Linked DNA regions of Mus musculus: all the other regions are linked to region 3. The links are chromatin loops, found by intact Hi-C in ENCODE. Cell type or tissue: heart. All regions are shown on one strand. Each heading gives the region's core, and the rest is flanking DNA. Links, peaks and the distances in the headings are about the cores only. Region 1 has its middle 59 kb from the start of Nsmaf. Region 2 overlaps Sdcbp (syndecan binding protein). Region 3 holds the start of Nsmaf (neutral sphingomyelinase (N-SMase) activation associated factor).

Region 1 (6,121 bases), core at 1,588-4,087, 58 kb after region 3:
GAAGACTAGAAGCTCTCCAAGAGTGCTCCAGGCCTGCTGGCCACCCAGCCTTGTAGACTGAACGACTACAGAATTTTCAGCCTGTCTCTGTGAACTAGCCATTGTTGGACTACGCAGACTGCATCCTGTAAGCCAGTCTAACAGATCCCCTTTTAGTATCTATTCTCAGTTCTGGTTTTTAGGGAGCTTTGACTAATATAATTCCACATTGCACTACAGAGATCTTTGCATTCTCATGGATACTGCTGCTTTGTTCACTACAGCAAGGAAATAGAATCCATGTACCTTTCTATTAACAGATGGATAGGTAATGAAAAGCTGTACCTATTTGAAGTGGAATATTATTTAGCTCTAAGGAAAAATGACATCACAAAATTTGTAGAAAAATAATGGACTTAGAATGTACAAATGGGGTCACACAAGGGGGGGATGGCCTGCATGTTCTCTATCACACAAAGGGGGGGGATATAGCCTGCATGTTCTCTATCACACAAAAGGGGGGGATGGCCTGCATGTTCTCTATCACACAAAGGGGGGGGGATGGCCTGCATGTTCTCTATCACACAAGAGGGGGTAGCCTGCATGTTCTCTATCACACAAAGGGGGGGTGGCCTGCATGTTCTCTATCACACAAAGGTGGGGGGATGGCCTGCATGTTCTCTATCAAATGCAGATCCTGGTCTTTATTCTCTACCTGTCCACTGGTGAACAAATGTGTACGTGGTGTAACACTCAAAAAGATAACAAAAAGTATAATTAAAAAAAAAATAAACCAAATACATACTAGTGAATCCGCATACATAGTATGCATCAAGTATGTATTTTGGATGCTGTCTCCAAGTATTACATATTTTCAATGCAAAGCAACTCCTTAAGTGGGTAGTCCATATGTGATTCCACAAGATACTCTTTCTGAGGCCTGAATTTTCTGTCATGTATTTCACTGAATATTCCTATAGGATATAGTTCAAAGAGTAACATGTCAGGAGTTTTTGAAAGCACCAAGAAATGTGCTTTTTTAAATGGATGTTATAATTCTAAAATGTATCATTTCCTGAATAAATTGTACTCCTTTTAAAAAAGATGGTGTAGTCAAGGCTGCCTTTATGAGGTGGAAAGACAAAAAAAGAAAACGCTGTATTCCACACTGAAAAGGGGAATGAGCACTTTAGATGTGGGTCTAAAGTGAGAGGATGATGAGCAAAGTAGAGACTGTTGTGCCCGGAAGCATTCATGGACTCTAAAGAGACCACCAAGAAACTGGTTCCGATGCAATTGCATTTGGGTCTCTTTATTCAAGCTCCAGCTTGGGCTCCCTGCCAATCCTGACACAGCAGGAAGGTGGAGCTCCGAACCTAGTTTTAGGCAAGCATTTATATAGAGGCAAGAAGGAGGTTTCTAGACGGGTACACATCTGATTATGTATGGGGCCGTTATGGTTGGTGCTGGGATCCAAAACATAAATTTAATTTTTGCTTTTCTCCTGATTGGTGGTTGTTAGGAAGTGAAGTGTCAGGAGCGGGCTTGTAACCTGGGTACACAGATTTGTTGGTGAATAACATGGAAACTGGTGCTAGACACACAGTCTTGTTGGGGGCGTAGCCTGGGGCTAGGTACTGGCTTGTTAGTCAACCTTAGGTCAGGTTCTTTAAGATGGAGTCTGAACCCAAAAGATTTGGTCTCTCAAGACCAAACGTAGGAGGAAGCAGAGCTAGAGGCACCCAGGAGGGCAGAGAGCACTCTGGGAAGGTAGGCAGAGTGAAAGTTGTCTATTCCTACCCTCTGGACAACTTTCATAGGCAGGCCAGATAGCCGCAGTCAGACAATCAGCCCTGAGAGAATAACATTCCTGTAACGTTATTCCAAGACGCTGGGCAATGAAGAATACAATCTTTAGAGTGACTCTTGCTAAAAGATGAGCTACTCCAGAGGACCTAGGTCAGGGAACACGCTAGGGATGGGGAGCCCCAATGTGGTCAGCTGGAGCCCCCATGTGAGGGGGAAGTTCCAGTCAGGCAGTTTTGGAGGGGGAGGATAGGCACTGAGAAGGTGAAAGGTGGAGGTGGCAAAAGCTGGCTCAGGTTAGAAAGGTCAGGTTAGTCCTGCTCTTCTCACTCGCAGAGATGCAGTGTGGCAGCTTGAAGGGGTCCTTGCATGGATACAGTCAGGGAAGTGAACCCCAGGAAGAGATAAGAATAAAAATATGGTGGGGCAGTGGTAACACATGCCTTTAATCCCAGCGCTTGGGAGGCAGAGCAGGCAGATTTCTGAGGCCACCTTGCACCCTGGTCTACAGGATGAGTTCTAAGACAGCCATGGCCACACAGAAACCCTGTCTCGAAAAAAACCAAAAAAAAAAAAATCTGGTGCAGACTGACTTCATCAACCTGGATCAGACTCCTGAGAGGTTAATGAGAGGGAGTTCAATGTCAGCATAGTTAAAACAGTACAATTTGGGGAGAGATTTTTCAAGCAATGATCAGGTGCACAAGAAAGCTTAAGGTGTGACTACATAGAAACTCCTTTACAAAGCACACGCGACTATGAGGATGGATGGGCTCTATAGTCAAAAGGCCTAGAATCTAGTGCAGTCTCTGACCCATAGCATAGACTTGTGACATCCACCCAAAAGATGAGTAATGGCCTCTGGAGGGAAGTGAGTGGGACGATCATTTTGAGGGAATTTGGGTGGGGTTTGCTTGTGTTGACATAGGAAAGGACATTAATAAAATCCACTCAGAGCTTTCTGGGCAGGAAAACAGGTATTTTATCTCTCCATTAAGAAAGGGCCTCTGTTTGTTTAGTATTCTTGATTGTCCTTAATGCTTTTCTGTGAGTGCAAGGGCCTCTGTGTTCCCAACAACTCTGAGGTTGAAGTCAGCAGATGTGATGCTCAACTGCTGCGGCCATGTGCATTACCCACCGTCATACGACAACTCCGGAACTTCCAGGGCAGCGTTCATCTAGCAGGATGATTAGCACTCCCGAGGTTTTGAAAGTATGGATCTCAGCGCTGTAGCTGCTCCTCACAACCACAAAGCACTCCAGAAAACACTCTCCCAGGAGCAGACCAGACATCTGGGAGGAGTGAGAGAGCCTACCCCGCCCACAGACTGCAATGATAAGCGTGACCAGCAGATGTCCCTCTTTACCTACAGAGGTGAAAGCAGCTCTGGCCGATTTCACTTGTCCCACATAGACCCAACAACAGCATAAACAATGGGAAAGACAAAGTCCACACAGCGGTCCACTCCCTTTCCCCAAGTTCTGGGCATGTAACTGTCAGTTTCCAGTTTTCAAGGACCAGAAATAAACCGTCCAACGCCTCATTTTCTTTTCCGTTGGCATCTCGTCCCCTTTCTACGCTTTCAGCAGTAATTTTACCTCTTACATTTAAATAGTCGTTGTTCTTCATGCAGTTATCTGACTTAACGTATACATTATTAAATTACTGGGCAATATTTTTGCTTTACCATAATTTATTTATTTCTTCCCCCCCCCGTTCTTTCTTTCATTTCCCTTGTGTCTCCTTTCCTTTTTCTACATGTAACAGTATTCGACTCGTTAGCATGTTGTTGTTCTAAGTACACGTATTTTTATTTCACCTCTTACATTTATTTGATTTTATTTTTAGTCTCTTTCATTACCAGAAAACGTCTCTTGTTTTGTTCTTAATTGTAGTTTCTATCTTCACATGCTCTTTTTTCTTCCTTCTTTTTTAACCTTCTTCCCTACTCAGTGGGCAGCCGCTCACTGTAGTGATTTCTTCTCAGGCTATACCAGCTGCCTCCTAGACATTTCCTGGCACTGCAGAGTAGTTCTGGGAAGGAGGGGAGTGTAAGAGGCTGAAATGTGTTCCCTGAGAATTCATATTTTGAAGCTGCAACTCACAGCATCACAAAAAGGGACCGTATTTGATCACAGGCCTATAGGGAATTGATTAATAAACTGGGGTCATTTAGTTACAGCTTAAGCCCATGCAACCTGTGTTCTTCTAAGACGGGGTGATAAGAACACATGCACAGGGGAAAGACACAGGAAGAAGACAGCCACTTACAATCCAAGGTCAGCTCTCAGAAGAAATAGACTGCTCAAGGCGGGATCTCAGATTCTAGCTCTGGAATTCAGTGAAAATCTGTTTCTGTTGTTTGAGTTTGCGCTACTTTGTTGTGGTGGCAGGAGCAGTCCAAGATCCGTGCTTACTATTATTTTTATGGTCTTGGCTGTTATTTTGTTATTTGTATCACCCTGTCATACGTGCCCACAGTGCTGGCAGGGTCCTTCAGTACAATATTCAGTTGGCTATAAACTGCTTCCTACACCTGGCCTCCTGCCCATGCTTGGAAACTATTATCATTTTAATCCTCATTGCATAGCCTTCCTATTAGATCCTGATGTATATTAAAGGATTATGCCATTTTAAGCTAAATCTTGCTGATAATAGGCATTGCGCACTGGAGTAGAAATGGAACATTAATTGCAAGCATTGAGAATCTTAGGAGAAGTTTTTAATGCGAAATGCAAGTTTTAAGAGTTTGAGGCATCAAAGCTTGATCAGATGGGAGACTCCAATGCTCACACAAGAAGGACCACGCCACTGGAAGAGTTCTGGCAGATGGAAGGGCTGAGAAACTCTGTGTACACTCATTCTATTTAAAATCTCCTGGTTTGTTTAGCTTCACTAATTGAATCAATATTTCTTGTGCTCTCTTTCTCTTTAGAAAAAGCAAAAACACAGCACAAACAGAATGCCTTAGGCATTTCTGTTGTGTTTTGCCTTTGGAAGATTTTTTTTTTTTTAGTGTTAGAATTCCCTCAGTCAATCCGCAATTCTTTATTAAGTTTTAATGTGGTTTAAACTCTCCATCTGTAGGCAATTTATCCTCTCTCCAGTCTGGCAGCAGGGCCAATCATTCCCTGTAGTGTGGTTATGAGCTCCCTCTGGTGGTAAAAACTATAATGACGCATTCATCGGCAGCATCTGCATCCGTTTCATCTCTAGTGATGTCTGAGACCTGGACATCAAAGCAAAGCAATACAATGGCCGCAGACAAGTTCAGCTTCACAGTCAAGGCCATTACTCAAATGCTGCCTGTTGGAGAAGGACCTCATGCCTCTGCTAAGGAGAGCCTGAGAGATGAATTTTGTATTTGTATTGTGGATATGTTCGGCTAGTTTTAATCTAAAATGATGAGAATGAAAGATGTAGGTTTGGTGTTATAGTGTGCTCATATTAAGTCATTCTCGAAAACAGGGACATTGTGACTTTCAGGGACATCAGTAGTTCCTTTCTAGACTTTGGGGTACTAACTGACACAAGGTTAGAAGAAAGGGCTCAATGACCTCAGACTGAGATGTCACTCGCTCACAGTTCTTCTATGCATTTGTGTATGGATGCAGAACACGATCTATCTATCTATCTATCTATCTATCTATCTATCTGTCTGTCTGTCTGTCTGTCTGTCTATCTATCTATCTATCTATCTATCTATCTATCTATCTATTATTTATCATCTATATTCTATGTATCTATCATCTGTCTATAATCTATCACCTATTTATCATATACCTATGTATCTATCCTCTGCCTACCTATTATTTATCTTCCTTCTATCCATCTATCATACTTAACATCTGTCTGTCTGTCTATCTATCTATCTATCTATCTATCTATCTATCTATCTATCTATCTAATGATAGCAAAGCCCATACCAAAAAATTACCATCTTAACCATTTTGAAGTATACAGTTTGGTGTCTGTGCCATTTACACTGCATCTTTGTATATAAATATTCTGTCACGGCCTTCATTTTGTTAATGTATTCAAATTGTAAAGTAGAATTTAAATACTTCACTGTAGTTTGAAAATTTATGGTCTCTCCAAATTCAGTTGTTTGACCTTTAGCCCTCACAGTGACAATGAGGAGGTGAGGAGTCACCACAATCCCCTGATACTTTGATTTTGAGTGCCCTCTTCCCCTCATTCCACAGAATGGTGAGAAATGAATTTAGATGTTAATAAACTCCCACTCTATGACACTTCATTATAGGAGGCATTCTATGACCATGTTGAAACAAAAAACCCCCAATAACAATATTATAAAATATATTAGATAACTGA
Region 2 (6,121 bases), core at 902-3,401, 82 kb before region 3:
TGTGGTGCCGGGAAGCTGGGGCTGCTTGGGGAGAGTGCATAGGTGGCTGTGTAGAAGACTAGGATTTCTGAGGGAAGATGGGGTGTTAGCTCTCCTGTGCTCTCTTCTAGACTGTCCAGTTAAAGGTGACTTTATTCTAGAGGAAAATTGCTAGAGCAATTGCTATGCATGAGATCTGTGACATCTCATTTGGTCTAGGTCAAAAAAGACTGACTGGATTTTTAGGCAGAGGAGAAACAAGGTGAGAACAGCATGGAGAGCCAGCATGAGGGAATGTAGCAGACTCAGCCAGTTCTTAGAGGGAAGGAAGGGGCCAGAAAGAAGGGCTAACCCTTGGCTCCAGCTGAGAAGTAGAGCAAAGTGCAGAGGCTTGAGGGAAGGAGCAGTGTTATCAGAGGTTGGAAAACTTTTGTTCATCTAGAAGGAAGCTATTCAATTAATTGCTTATATAGAAAAAAGAAACAAAACACAGTTGGAGGCTGTGATTGGCCTAAAACGAGAGCATCTGGTCCTAATGCAGAGGGGCTTGTTTGCAGTGTTGGGAGGGAAGAACACACGGATGGAAGAGTGTTTCCCATAGCTGCTTGTGGGATCGGCTAGCCACTCCTGCTCTGAGGCCCTTTCTCCTATCTGCTGCATCTCTATTCCATTTGTATGCTCTATTATAAACTGGAAATAAGTCGTGTTTTACTGAGATTAGAGTAGTTCTATCAAATTATTGAAGCACTTGATTTGTAGCCATCATGCAGATACAGAACTTGGTAATCCTACTGTGGGAGAATAACACTGCTACCACAACTTTTGAGGCAAATTTGAAGCAAGCTTTATTAAATGCTAGACAGAATGATGGCCACTGGCCAGGTCTATACCTGAGATTCCTAGAAAATGTCTGTGTGTTACATTAGTCAGGTCCTTAAAGAGGCAAACTCCATAAGGCTATATACTTCCCACCTTCAACAGAGGCAGGCATACATCCTGATATACTTCCTGCATATGTGTGGTCAAGCATATCCTGCACAGTTGGGGCAGCCAACCTTGTTTACCGCAGTGGAAACACTTGGCTTGTTTGTTATGCTGTGAACAACCCCCGTCATTCCAGGAAGCTTTCTGTCCTTGGGCAAGTGGTGCTTACACTTAGAGGCATTTTTCTTTTACAGATCGTAATGTAAATATTTCATATGCGGGATACCTGATATGTGACTCCTCTGAAAGGATCATGCAACCTCCAGTGGGTTGAGTCTTGACATACAGGTTGAGAAACTGCTCTAAGTCCTTTACCTTCTATCTGCTCTCCGCATGAACCATAACCCTTCCCTTCTGACCTCTTCCTCTAAGTTCATTAGTTTGACAGAAGTGCTTAAACTTCAGCAAAATACCACTAATCCTTCCCAGTTTATTATATGTATTACTATTATATAATAGATTGAGCCTGTTTCCTGTGGTAACATAGGACCAGTGGTTCTAAACCTGTGGGTCGTTACCCTTTAGAGTTGAACAACCCTTTCACAGAGGTCGCCTAAGACCATTGAAAAACACAGTGATTCACAACAGTAGCAAAATTACAGTTATGAAGTAGCAACAAAATTTTATGGTTTGGGGAGGTCACCCCAACATGAGAAACTGAATAAAAGGGACACAGCATTAGGAAGGTTGAGAACCACTGGCTTAGGACACTAAAACAAAGGTGTGGCTCTGTAATGCTAAAAGCACCTACTCAGTAGGTAAACAGTTATCTGCCTGCCTGCCCACCCATATGACCTCAGATCCTTAAAATACATAGAGTAAATTAGGACAAAGGAGAAACAGGTAATAGCATAATAGATTTCCTTATCAGAGCTCTAAGAGTGGAGAGGATAGCCAAATGGAGCATTAGCAAGCGGTGGAGGGCTTGAGTAGTAGTACTGTAGACCAAATGGACCTAAAGCCATCAACAGGACATCCCATCCATTTCACAGAAGATATTTTCTTCTCAAGTATGTGTGCAGGTCATTTCGTCTTAAGAATTTTAAAAATACTGAACTAGGAAGCATCTTTTTGATGACAGTAAAAGTAGAAATCAAGGGCTGGAGAGATGACTCAGCAGTTAGGAGCACTGACTGCTCTTCCGTAAGTCCTGAGTTCAGTTCCCAGCAACCACATGGTGGCTCACAACCATCTGTAATGGGATCTGATGCCCTCTTCTGGTGTGTGTCTAAAGACAGCAACAGTGTACTCACATACATAAAATGAATAAATCTTTTTTTAAAAAAAGTAGAAATCAAAATACAATCTTGATCACTTTTGTAGGGTAAAAGAAATCGAAGGGGAAAATAGAAAATATCAGAGACGAAAATAAAATAGAATGTATTTAAACTTCTGGAAGAGTTACCGGCAGTTACAAATGTCCAACATTGGTGCTGGGCACTGAACTTAGATCCTCTGCAGGAGCAGTGCATGCTCTTAACCACTCAGCTATCTCTCTAGCCCCTAGATCTAAGTATATGCTTATTAGTGCCCAATTCTATACTTAAAATGTGTTAAAAAGTCAGGAGTGGGGAGAGTAACTAGATTCTAAATTCACACTAAACTGAAATGTATATATATAGAGAGTGAATAACAATTAGAATCTTAAAAAAGAGTGGCGTGGGAAAGTTCATACTCAAAGCTTATTGTAGAGGTCCAGCAACGACCAGGGGGCAGGTCAGAAGGCAGGTCAGAAGGAAGTGGTACCAGAGGTCAGAAGTGATGACACACTAACCACCAGCTGATTTTCAGCTAGGCCACCAAAGCAGTTCTTCTCAAAGTAGAGCTCTATTCTTTTCGAAATCTATTCTTTTAAAGAAACAGTGCTAGAAACAACATCTTGACATGTAGGTAGAAAGAATTAAATTGCATCAGTGCTTCAACTGTGGTAAAAAAAAAAAAATGAAGATTCAAACTAGATCAAAGATCCAAATATAATAGCTAAATCTGTAAAATTCATAGACCAAAGCAGTGTTTCAATGACCATGAGTCAGTTCCTGTATGTTGTCTTTAATGTACAGCTAGCCAGGGGAAACACATTTAACTTTATCAAAGAAAAGACTTTTGTGCTACAAAGAACACTCAAAATTAAAGGCAGTCTAAGGAATGGAAGGAAAATGTTTGAAAATCTATCAGATAGGAGTATGTGATATGTCTGAACGTATACCCGCCTTCAAAATTCATTGTTTAAGTTCTGCAAACATGAAGGTGAAATTGAGTTTTGGGGAGTGAGATTTGGGGGGCTTTGCTCTTACAACCTGAGCTAGAATCCTGACAGTAGAGACACCACAGAACTGTCCTGTCCCTTCTGCCTTGTGAAGGCACAATGGAAAGTGACTGTCTGTGGCACAGGACAGGATACTTCTCCCTGTTCTCGAACCTTCTAGTGTGCAGAACTTTGAGAATTAAATTTGTATTTATAAACTAGCCAGTTCCACTGATTTTGAAACCTGAATGAATTTAGAACCTGATGCCTAGAATTTAAGCAGAACCGTTACCATTCTAAACACTCCAGTTAAATAAACAGGCAGGGGCTTTAAGTAGGCGTTTCTTCGTTGATGGAGGATGTAGGTGTAGTAAGGTAGCAAGTGGCCCAGTGCATGAAAGGATGCCAGTGTCATCATTGTTAGGAGGATGCGGTTCTGAGCACATTGACATGCTATTTCACGTCTAGCGTGGCCGTTAGCCAAACCAGATTGTAGCAGTAAGGAAATGGAGAAATAAGAATTCTGAGAGTATAAAAATAGTGTTATCCCTTTAGAAACAGTTTGATCATTTACAAAAACGTTAAATGTATTGATTTAGAAGTCATGTTCTTAGTTACATATCAAAAGTATAAAAGGCATATCTTTATGCAAAAATTCCTGAAGCATATATATTAATTATCAAGAACATTATTCATTATGGCCCTAAGGTCCAGATGAGAATGACTAAACATAAAGTGGTATAGAAACAATCTAAAATATTCACTTTAAAAGGATAAAATGCTGATAGATGAATGCCGCAGCATCGATGACCTTTAGCATACCATATGGTAGGAAGGAAGCCGACAAAAGGCCATGCATTCCATTAATCTCAGTTAAATTGTCCACAGATGTAAATCCAGAGGCAAGCGGCCTACATGCCTGAAGCTGGAGTGTGGATGGCATGGGGAAGGGGAGAGGAGTCATTTGAGTGCATAATAATATTCCAGTATTAGAAGTGGAATGATTGAATAGCTCATGTTGATATGAAAAATAAATTCTTAAAAAGGATTTGAGTTTTTCTGTATGTCAATTGTTGCCCACCCAAGACATAGAACTCTAATGATTTTTAATAAAATGTAATGGACAGTATTAGTACCTATAGCATGATTAAATACATGGTGATTGGTTAGTAAACAGGAATCCATTTATTTTACTTTTGTTGTTTGAGACAGGTTCTTTCTGTGTAGTCCTGAAACTTGCTGTGTAGATCTGGCTGGCTTGGAACCCATGATCTGCTTTCTTCTGCTTCTCCACATCCAGCTTTTTATTTTTGAGATTATAAAGTAATTACAACATTTCTCCCTTTCCTTTCTTCCCTCTAAGCCCTCCAATGTACCCTCCCTGCCGTCTTTCAAATTCAGGACATCCTTTTTCATCTTATCATGTGCATGTATGTGTGTGTCTTTATATTTATATTCCTAAATGTAACCCGCACAGTCTGTAATATACTTTGCAGGGCTGACCATTTGAAGTTGAATAACCAGTTAGTATGTTCTTCCCTGGGGAAGAGCCCCCACTCCCCAGCATTTTTAGTCGTCTGTATTTCTTTGTGTAGGGTTGAGGCCTTGTGGTCTTTGCCTGTCTGCATTGGCATGTATGTTATTGTCCATATTCAGCTCATGGATAGGCAGCTGTGTTGGTGAGACTTTTATGGACGTATTTTCAACATTACTAGGATACATAGTCTTACAGCAGCTCCCTGATTTCTGATGCCTACAAGCTTTTCCACCCCTCTTCTGAAGTGTTTCTGAGCCTTGGGTACAGGAGTGTTTTGTAGACAGATCCACTGGGACTGGGCCTCACAACTGCATTTTGATTGGTTTTGTGGTTTTCTGTATTGGTTTCTATCTGTTGCAAAGAGAAGTTTTTTGGGTTTTTTTGTTTTTTTTTTTGTTTGTTTTGTTTTTGTTTTTTGTTTTTCGAAGTTTTCTTGCTGAGGGGTGAAACTACACTTTGTGATACAGATACTTAGAATGTAGTTAAGAATTATGCTAGTTTAGTAAAGTGTGGTTGTGTTCTTCCAGTATCCGCAACCTCACTAGCACTGAGTAGTTAGCTAACTTAGGAAATGTATGGTGTCTTCACCATTCATCTCTGGGGCAGTAGCCATAGGGTGTATGTTTTGGGGGTCTCTTAAGACAGCCCTGGCCAATAACTCATGTCTTTCGTTGGGGTGCTGTTGTAGTAAGTAACCATCACTGGGACTGAGAACGTGCACAGAGGGACAGACTGCCTGCTGATGGCTTCGTTCTGGGTCTTGTGAGACGCTTCTTAGGAGACATGGTGGAACGAACTTACAGTGACTTTTCACTTTAGCATGTCACAGTTTAGAATTTACTACCAATCCATAGGAAAGGGTTTCTGGGTGAACTGTTCCTTCGGAGTAGCCTGATGGCTTTCTCCTGCTTTTCTGCTCATTATAGCATGGCTAAGCTTGTTGAATCATCTCCCCGTGGTGGGAACTGCTAGAGAAGCAGGTTCTGTAGGAGCCTGGTTGGAGAGTGTGCTGGCTCCAGCATGGCTGAGAGGCTGGCTGCCCTGGCCAAGAGCTCAGCAGCCTCCTCCTCTAAGCAGTGCAGGCAGGCTTTAAAAGGTTCAGCTCTGGGTTTGGAGAGCAGGAAATAAAGAATAGATTTGGAAGTGGGAGGTGATGGAGCAGGCTCAGTGATTTGCCAAACCTATTAGTAATTAGTAATTGTTTTATTTGGCTAAGTGGAAGTCTCAGGCATTTACCTCAGAATAGCTAAACAAAACTTAAAACATGTGTCTGTGTAATATTTCAGATAATTTTATTTTAAATTGCTACGAAAAGCAATTTATGGTAGCTTAACAAACATTGAACTATATATAGAAATGCTAACAATGAAAGGCAA
Region 3 (6,121 bases), core at 1,743-4,242:
GAGAATAAAAAACTAGAATGTTCCATATTAGAAATGGAAAGTTACACAGGAGAATAACAAATCACTTCGTATTCTAAAAACGTATTATAAATAAATGCAAACTAAATTGATAAGCAAATATGCTGAGTAAAAGAAATTTAATATCAGCATAACTAAGGAACTGCACATCCATGGACTATTTAGAGCAAAGTGGAAGTTTGTGAAATGACTGTGACATACAGGCATAACAGAAACTTCATAATCAATAATGCTTGAGCTAAAACAACGGCTTACAAACCAACAGAATACATCTCTCCTCTTTTCTCTCTCTCTCTCCCCTCTCTCTCTCTCCTCTTCTCTCTCTCCTCTCTCCTCTCTCCTCTCTCTCTCTCTGAAGGCTCGGGGCATCTCAGCCATCTAAACCTCTACATCACCTAAGATGAGAAGAGTTGGGACAACAAAACTTAAACAGAAATATTCCTAAGTGGAGATATCTTCAGTGGTAGTTTGTAGAGCATCCTCATTTGCTTACCCACAGAGCATTTCTGCCATGCCCAAGTATTTCAGAGAATATATTGGAATTGTCTCTTGACTTTTCATTTGCCTTCATTGGCATCTAATCGTGGCCTTTTGAAATAACCAGTAAAGTCAATATGTCTCCTGACATAATTGTAGGGATACAAGAATATTTTATTGAACTATTTCCTTTCTAGTCCTAAAACTTAAGCTTCCCGCCCCCATAAACGTCATCAAACAGCACCAGTGCACGGTTATTTGAAATCTAAGTCAGAGTGCAAGGTTGTATTGTTTAGCAAATAACAGTACAGGATGTCCAGATGGAAGTGGAATTTTAGATAAACAATATATTTAGTCTGTACTGTGGTTTTAGTATAAATATGTCCCCAAATCTACATGTGACATTTGCTAAAAAATTATCTAGAATTAATATTTAACCGAGTCTCATATCGTACCTAACAATTCCAGCCGGTTTCTTTCTCCGGCCCTCTTAAATGCCATATACAATACCAGCGCTGTTCATCTCTATCTCACTAAACATCTGGAATATACCGACTTTTCTCCAGTCTTCTGTCATCACTGCGGCAGAATCTCCCAGGCAGGAGCTTCTACTTATGTGGAAAATGTACCGTATTCTAACTGCAGCTGAATCAGCAGTCAGAGACACAAGCTAACTTCAGTTTCTCTTTCTCTGGGTTCAGTGTTTGGTAGCTGTAGAAATCTAAACCCTCTGTGAGTACACCCAGCAGAGAGGCCCCTGGTTATCTCTGAAGCTAGCCTCAAGCTCTGGGAAAGAACTGTTCTCTGAGATAGCGAAACCCTGAGATAGCTGAAACCCGACACCTTTATAAACACGTTGCCCATTTGAAGCCAATGTTGCCAAAAGATAAGCCAAGAAACGCGTGGGCAGAAATGGTAGATCTGGGTCTCTGTAAGGTTGGTTTTCCAAAGTTAACTTTTAAAAGTTCCCCTTTTTAAAAATGGATTCTATGATTTATAAAGAATCTGCTTGGTTTACGTTCAAAATAAAAATTTGGGGTGATCAGGAAGTAGAAATCAGCTGCTGGTGCTGAGTGTAGGGAAGAGTTGATGCTGGCAGCTGATAAATGTTTGGGCTGGGAGCACTCCTACCTTGGAGTACTGTGAACATATGTACATAATATGTAAACAAACCAGCATTTGCTGGAAATAACCGGGGCAGCGAGTTCCTCTAACATTACAGAGCAGCGTAAGACGATTAAAATAAGTCAGAATCTACGACAAAACACCCCCTGTCCGATTTCGCTGTTTATCACAGGATTGTTACAAATGACTAAGTCCTAGAAACATGACAGGCCACGCGTTTAAAACATTTCAAATGTTAATCTGAATGCTCTTCAATGTAACACAGAGCACCAACAAGTCTTAACAAGTCGTCGGGTGCCAGACAAAGAAATTCCATTTAAATTCCGGAGGTGGAAAGGTAATTTCAGCGCGGACCACCCTGCCAGCCCACTACATCTTAGAGAGAGATGCGGGGCTTGGGGAAGAGGGCGGGTTGAGCAATAGCTACAGGTGAAGCCTCCGCAGAGCACCCAGAATAAAAGCTGCACCTGCATTTCCTGGCATAGCCTGCTTCGCTGGATCCACTCAGCAACAACGTGACCGTCGGATCCCGGCTCCCACAGACAAACCCGCATCTCAAAACAAACAAACAAAAATGTAGCCCGCGTTCCCGCTGGAACCACAGCTGGGTCACAAAACCAACCGCCCTGGGAGGGACCCACGGGGCGGAAGTGCGCTTTCCTGTGCGGGGACGGGATCTGAGGGAGGCCGGAGCTCTACCCACGTCCTCCCTGGGCCGCGGCTGACCGCGGCCGCCCCGCCGCACGCGCTTCCCCAACAGCCTCCCATGCAGGGCGCGGAGGGTCGGTGGGGAGACGCCGGCGTGGGACGGCGGGCGGGCGGGCGCGGGGACCGCCCTGCCTTCGCGTCCCCAGGCGCCCCCGCCAGCCGGGCCCACCCGCGCGCGGCTCTGCGGCCCCGGAGGCGGCCGCGGCCTGCAGGAGAGTCCCCGGCTGCCGCCCGGCCCGGCCTCCCGCCCCGCGCACCTCTCCTTGGAGTAGAGCTGCAGCTGCTGCTCGCGCTGCCTCTTCCGGGTGAACGCCATGGAGGCCCAGGGCTCGCAGGCCGCCGACTGTCCCGAGCAGTCCCGAGCGGCCGCACCGGGCGGGCAGGCGGGCGGGCGGCCGGGAGCCCCACGCTGCGCCCCAGGGCCCGCGGCGTCCGGACGGCGCTCACCGCAGCATCCTCGCGTGGGGACTCGGGCGACGCCGTGACTCAGGCCCGGAGGAGGGGCGCGCAGTGACCTGAGGCCGCGGGAGCCGCGTCCTACACTGCCCCGACTAACCTCTGCAGCGCTGCTGCGGCGAGGATACCTCCCACGTGAGCCTGAGACCTGCCCGGGAGCCCCCCAGTTCGTTGGCGGCGGGGATTTGAAATAACAAGGTTTTTGGATGTTTAGTCCCAAATTTCAGTCTTTGAAATAAATAATCGATGGGATTTTATTTTATTTTTTTCGCCCGTGTATGGTGTAGCGGTTCTTAGTAATATTCATATTTAGGTTGCAACTATTATCACAGTGATGGGATATTTTTACTATCTCAAAAAGAAACCTTTACCTTTTAGCAATCACTACTCCTAGGTGCATCTCCACAAACCTTTGCCCTAGAAAACAGTACTTAACTTTCTGTCTCTGTGAATTTGCCTAGCCTGGACATCTAGAATAAAAACATCCATACAATATGTGGTCTTTGTGTCTGATTTCTTTCATTTAGCACAATGCTTCCAAGGTTCGTCTGAGGTATAGCACAAGTCAACATTCTATTCCTTTTTATCACGGAAGTGTATTCCATTGTATCACACACTGCATTCCTGTTAATATATTCAACAGTTGCCAGGCACAGCAGTGTTCCCACCTTTTGGCTATAAGCATTCACGTACCCGTTTATGTGTGTAAATGCTTTCATTTCTGTTGAGTGAAGTCGAAATCAAAGGGTGGAGTTTCTAGACTGTTTTAATAAGTCCATCTGTGAACTCTGAAAGTCTGCTACTGTGCTTTCAAAGTATCCATTTAACTCCCACTAGCAGTAAAGAAAGGTTCTTACCTTCAACAATACTTACCTTTTATATTCTGTCCTGCCAACTATGACTCGTATTTCATTGGGGTTATGATTTCTCAATACCCTGAGAATACGCTGGATATTGCTTACCTTTAAGGGACTCTCAAATAACAAGCCTCTAAGTTGTGTGTGTTGAAACACTCCTAGTGTTGGCTTAAGAATCAAGTTCTGCAGGGTTGAAAAAAAAGCACAACAATGGCAACAATTAGCTGTCCTTCATCACTGGCAGCATGTGGGGGAAGATCGGAAGTCATAACTGAAGAGACCTGAGTACCCTATGTCAGTGAATCTCTTCCTTTTATCCGAGTGCTGCACAGACTCTGTAACTACCCTAATGGTCCTTGGGAACGAGCTTGTGTGCATGTGTGCACAATGACATAAGATTATGAGAATGGCTAAGATACCATCTGAAAATTTTCTGTGTGGCAAATAGTATAGTAGATGCTATGGACTCAAAGGAGAGAAATTAATTTGGCTGGAATAAAGTAATTAAAAAATAGACCAGAATCTAAGTTTTCTTTTCATTAAACATTGAGGAAAGATGTGGTCCTGGTAGTGGTGGAGAGTGACAGAGTCTCTCCTTGGCCAAATTCTATCCAGGTCCTGAGTTCTCTCAAGCTTTGATCTTAGCTTACAAAAACGGGGGACTTCCATCTCGTTCCCTCTCCATATTAAGAGCCTTAAAGCTCTGGCATCATTTCTAAGGGTTCCTCCGGATGGCCCTAAGCCCCTTTCAGTACCTGTTCAAAGCTGCCAAGAGATCTTGTTGCTGTCCTCAACTACTGTCTACATAGGCTGGAACTCGTGTGGGGCTGGGGAGATAGCTGCCAGCAAAGTATCTGCCACATGTGGGCGGGGATCTGAATATGCATCCGGGCATCCATGTGAGAAAAAAACAATTAAAATAATGAAGCATATCAGGTCCAGCCTGTAACCCCAACACACTGGGGAGTCTGAGGCAGTAACTAACTGGCTAGCATGGCTAGTGAGTGCTGGGTTCTGTGAGAAGCCCTGGCTTTGATGCCTGGTCTCCCAAGGGCACACAGCCCAGGAGCATACAGCTATGAATTCATTTCCACACCTATAACACACACACCACCAACAAAGCACTCCCAAGCTGCTTACATTTGCCAATCACTCCTCTGTTCCTTTGGTATGTTTATGCATCTCCTGCAGCTCAGAAGTATCTCTTTCAAGGTCCTGAAAGCCATTCTTTTGAAATGGGTGTGGGAAGACAGAATCTAACTTTTGTAATTGCTGCTAGCAGACAAGCTGCCTGACCAGCCTTTTGTAGTTTTCTGTTTTCCTAATTCTCCTGAGCCACTGAGCCCTTCCTGAGTTGTCCCTTCAGAGTATTTACTCCTCCACACATCAGAGCTCAGTTCAGCTCCCACACCTATTGTAACAGCGCACTTCTGATTATAAGTGGTCCTTCCTACTTTAGGTGTTTCTTGGACAAAAAGAAGGGAGAAATATTTTTCAAAGGGTCTTTCTTTAACATTAGCTCTGAAGAGAGAGATTTCTGCTATAATAGTTTGTTAGGGACAAGAATTTAAGAGAACTGAGAGCTGGCAGTCTCTCACTTTCCTGACACCTCTCTACCTCACTGGCCTCTCTTCTCTTGTGTTCTGTGTTCTGTGTGTGTGTGTGTGTGTGTGTGTGTGTGTGTGTATAAAAGATGTTCTGGTTTCTATCAAAGTTTCTTCCCAGCAATCAAGAATCTGAAATTATGCTTTCTTCTGTCATTCTCTTAGCCAATCTATCTTCTGTCAGTATTGGATTTTTCCCATCTGAATAGTAACTTTTTTTTTTTCATTTTACTAAAATATATTATTTTTTCCATACAGTGTATTCTGATTAAAGTTTTCCCTCCCTCCACTCCTCCAGGTTCCCCCATCCATTCCCTTTCTGTCTCTCACTAGAAAAGAACAAGCTACTAAGAGATAACAGCCAAACAGGACAAATAAAATATAATAACATGAAGCAAAAATCATCATTTCAAAGTTGGACATAACCACCTAACAGGAGGAAATAAGTCCCAAGAACAGGCACAAAAGTCAGAGATGCTTCTGTTCTCAGAATCAAGAGGCCTAGAAAAATACCAAGCTTATAGCTACAATATATACGCAGAGGACATGATTGCAAACCCAGGTAGGCCCTGTGTTTGGAGCTGATATGGGCCTTGCTTAGTTGATTCAGAGGGTGTAGAGAGAATCTCTCATAGGCAACACCTGTCGATAAGAAAGCCTATGGCCAATGAGCTGAGGCAGGAAATAGGAAGTGGGACACTGACAGGAAGAGAGGATTCTTGGAAATAATAAAAGAATAAAAGGAGATGCAGGGAGTGATTCGAGGGAGACACTGTGGGAGATGCTCAGGAGACTGGAAGGAAGGAGCAAGCTGGGACTGAAGGAGTGGAAACTAACCATATGGAACAACCCCTCTGGTTCTTATTCTTCTTGTAC

Evidence for each region. A loop is a pair of places that touch in the nucleus more often than their neighbours do. Peaks named below come from ENCODE experiments on the same cell type or tissue, not always from the same donor. Only the 100,000 strongest peaks of a DNase experiment are listed, where the experiment ranks them.
Region 1: a loop joins it to region 3, with 3.0 times the contacts of the local background. A loop is called at or near these places in 4 of 42 quality-filtered maps.
Region 2: it touches region 3 in a loop (2.1-fold over the local background); 7 of 42 quality-filtered maps call a loop at or near these places.

Annotation. Positions count from the first base shown.
Region 1 is chr4:6,510,044-6,516,164 of GRCm38, forward strand. It overlaps the pseudogene Gm11801. Among named protein-coding and RNA genes, the nearest start is that of Nsmaf, 59 kb to the left of the region's middle. In heart, for the core only: a CTCF peak has its summit at 3,138 (motif pointing right); a DNase peak (open chromatin) is centred at 3,128; H3K4me3 peaks cover 249 bases.
Region 2 is chr4:6,370,421-6,376,541 of GRCm38, forward strand. The region is part of intron 1 of Sdcbp (syndecan binding protein); the gene reads left to right. Among named protein-coding and RNA genes, the nearest start is that of Sdcbp, 7.8 kb to the left of the region's middle. In heart, for the core only: no CTCF peak of the experiment used is centred there; no DNase peak of the experiment used is centred there.
Region 3 is chr4:6,451,400-6,457,520 of GRCm38, forward strand. Nsmaf (neutral sphingomyelinase (N-SMase) activation associated factor) reads right to left here and starts at 2,872. Exons shown (of 31, transcript NM_010945.2): 1 at 2,586-2,872. The coding sequence starts at 2,644. In heart, for the core only: a CTCF peak has its summit at 2,913; DNase peaks (open chromatin) are centred at 2,282, 2,682 and 2,762; H3K4me3 peaks cover 1,987 bases; H3K27ac peaks cover 1,759 bases.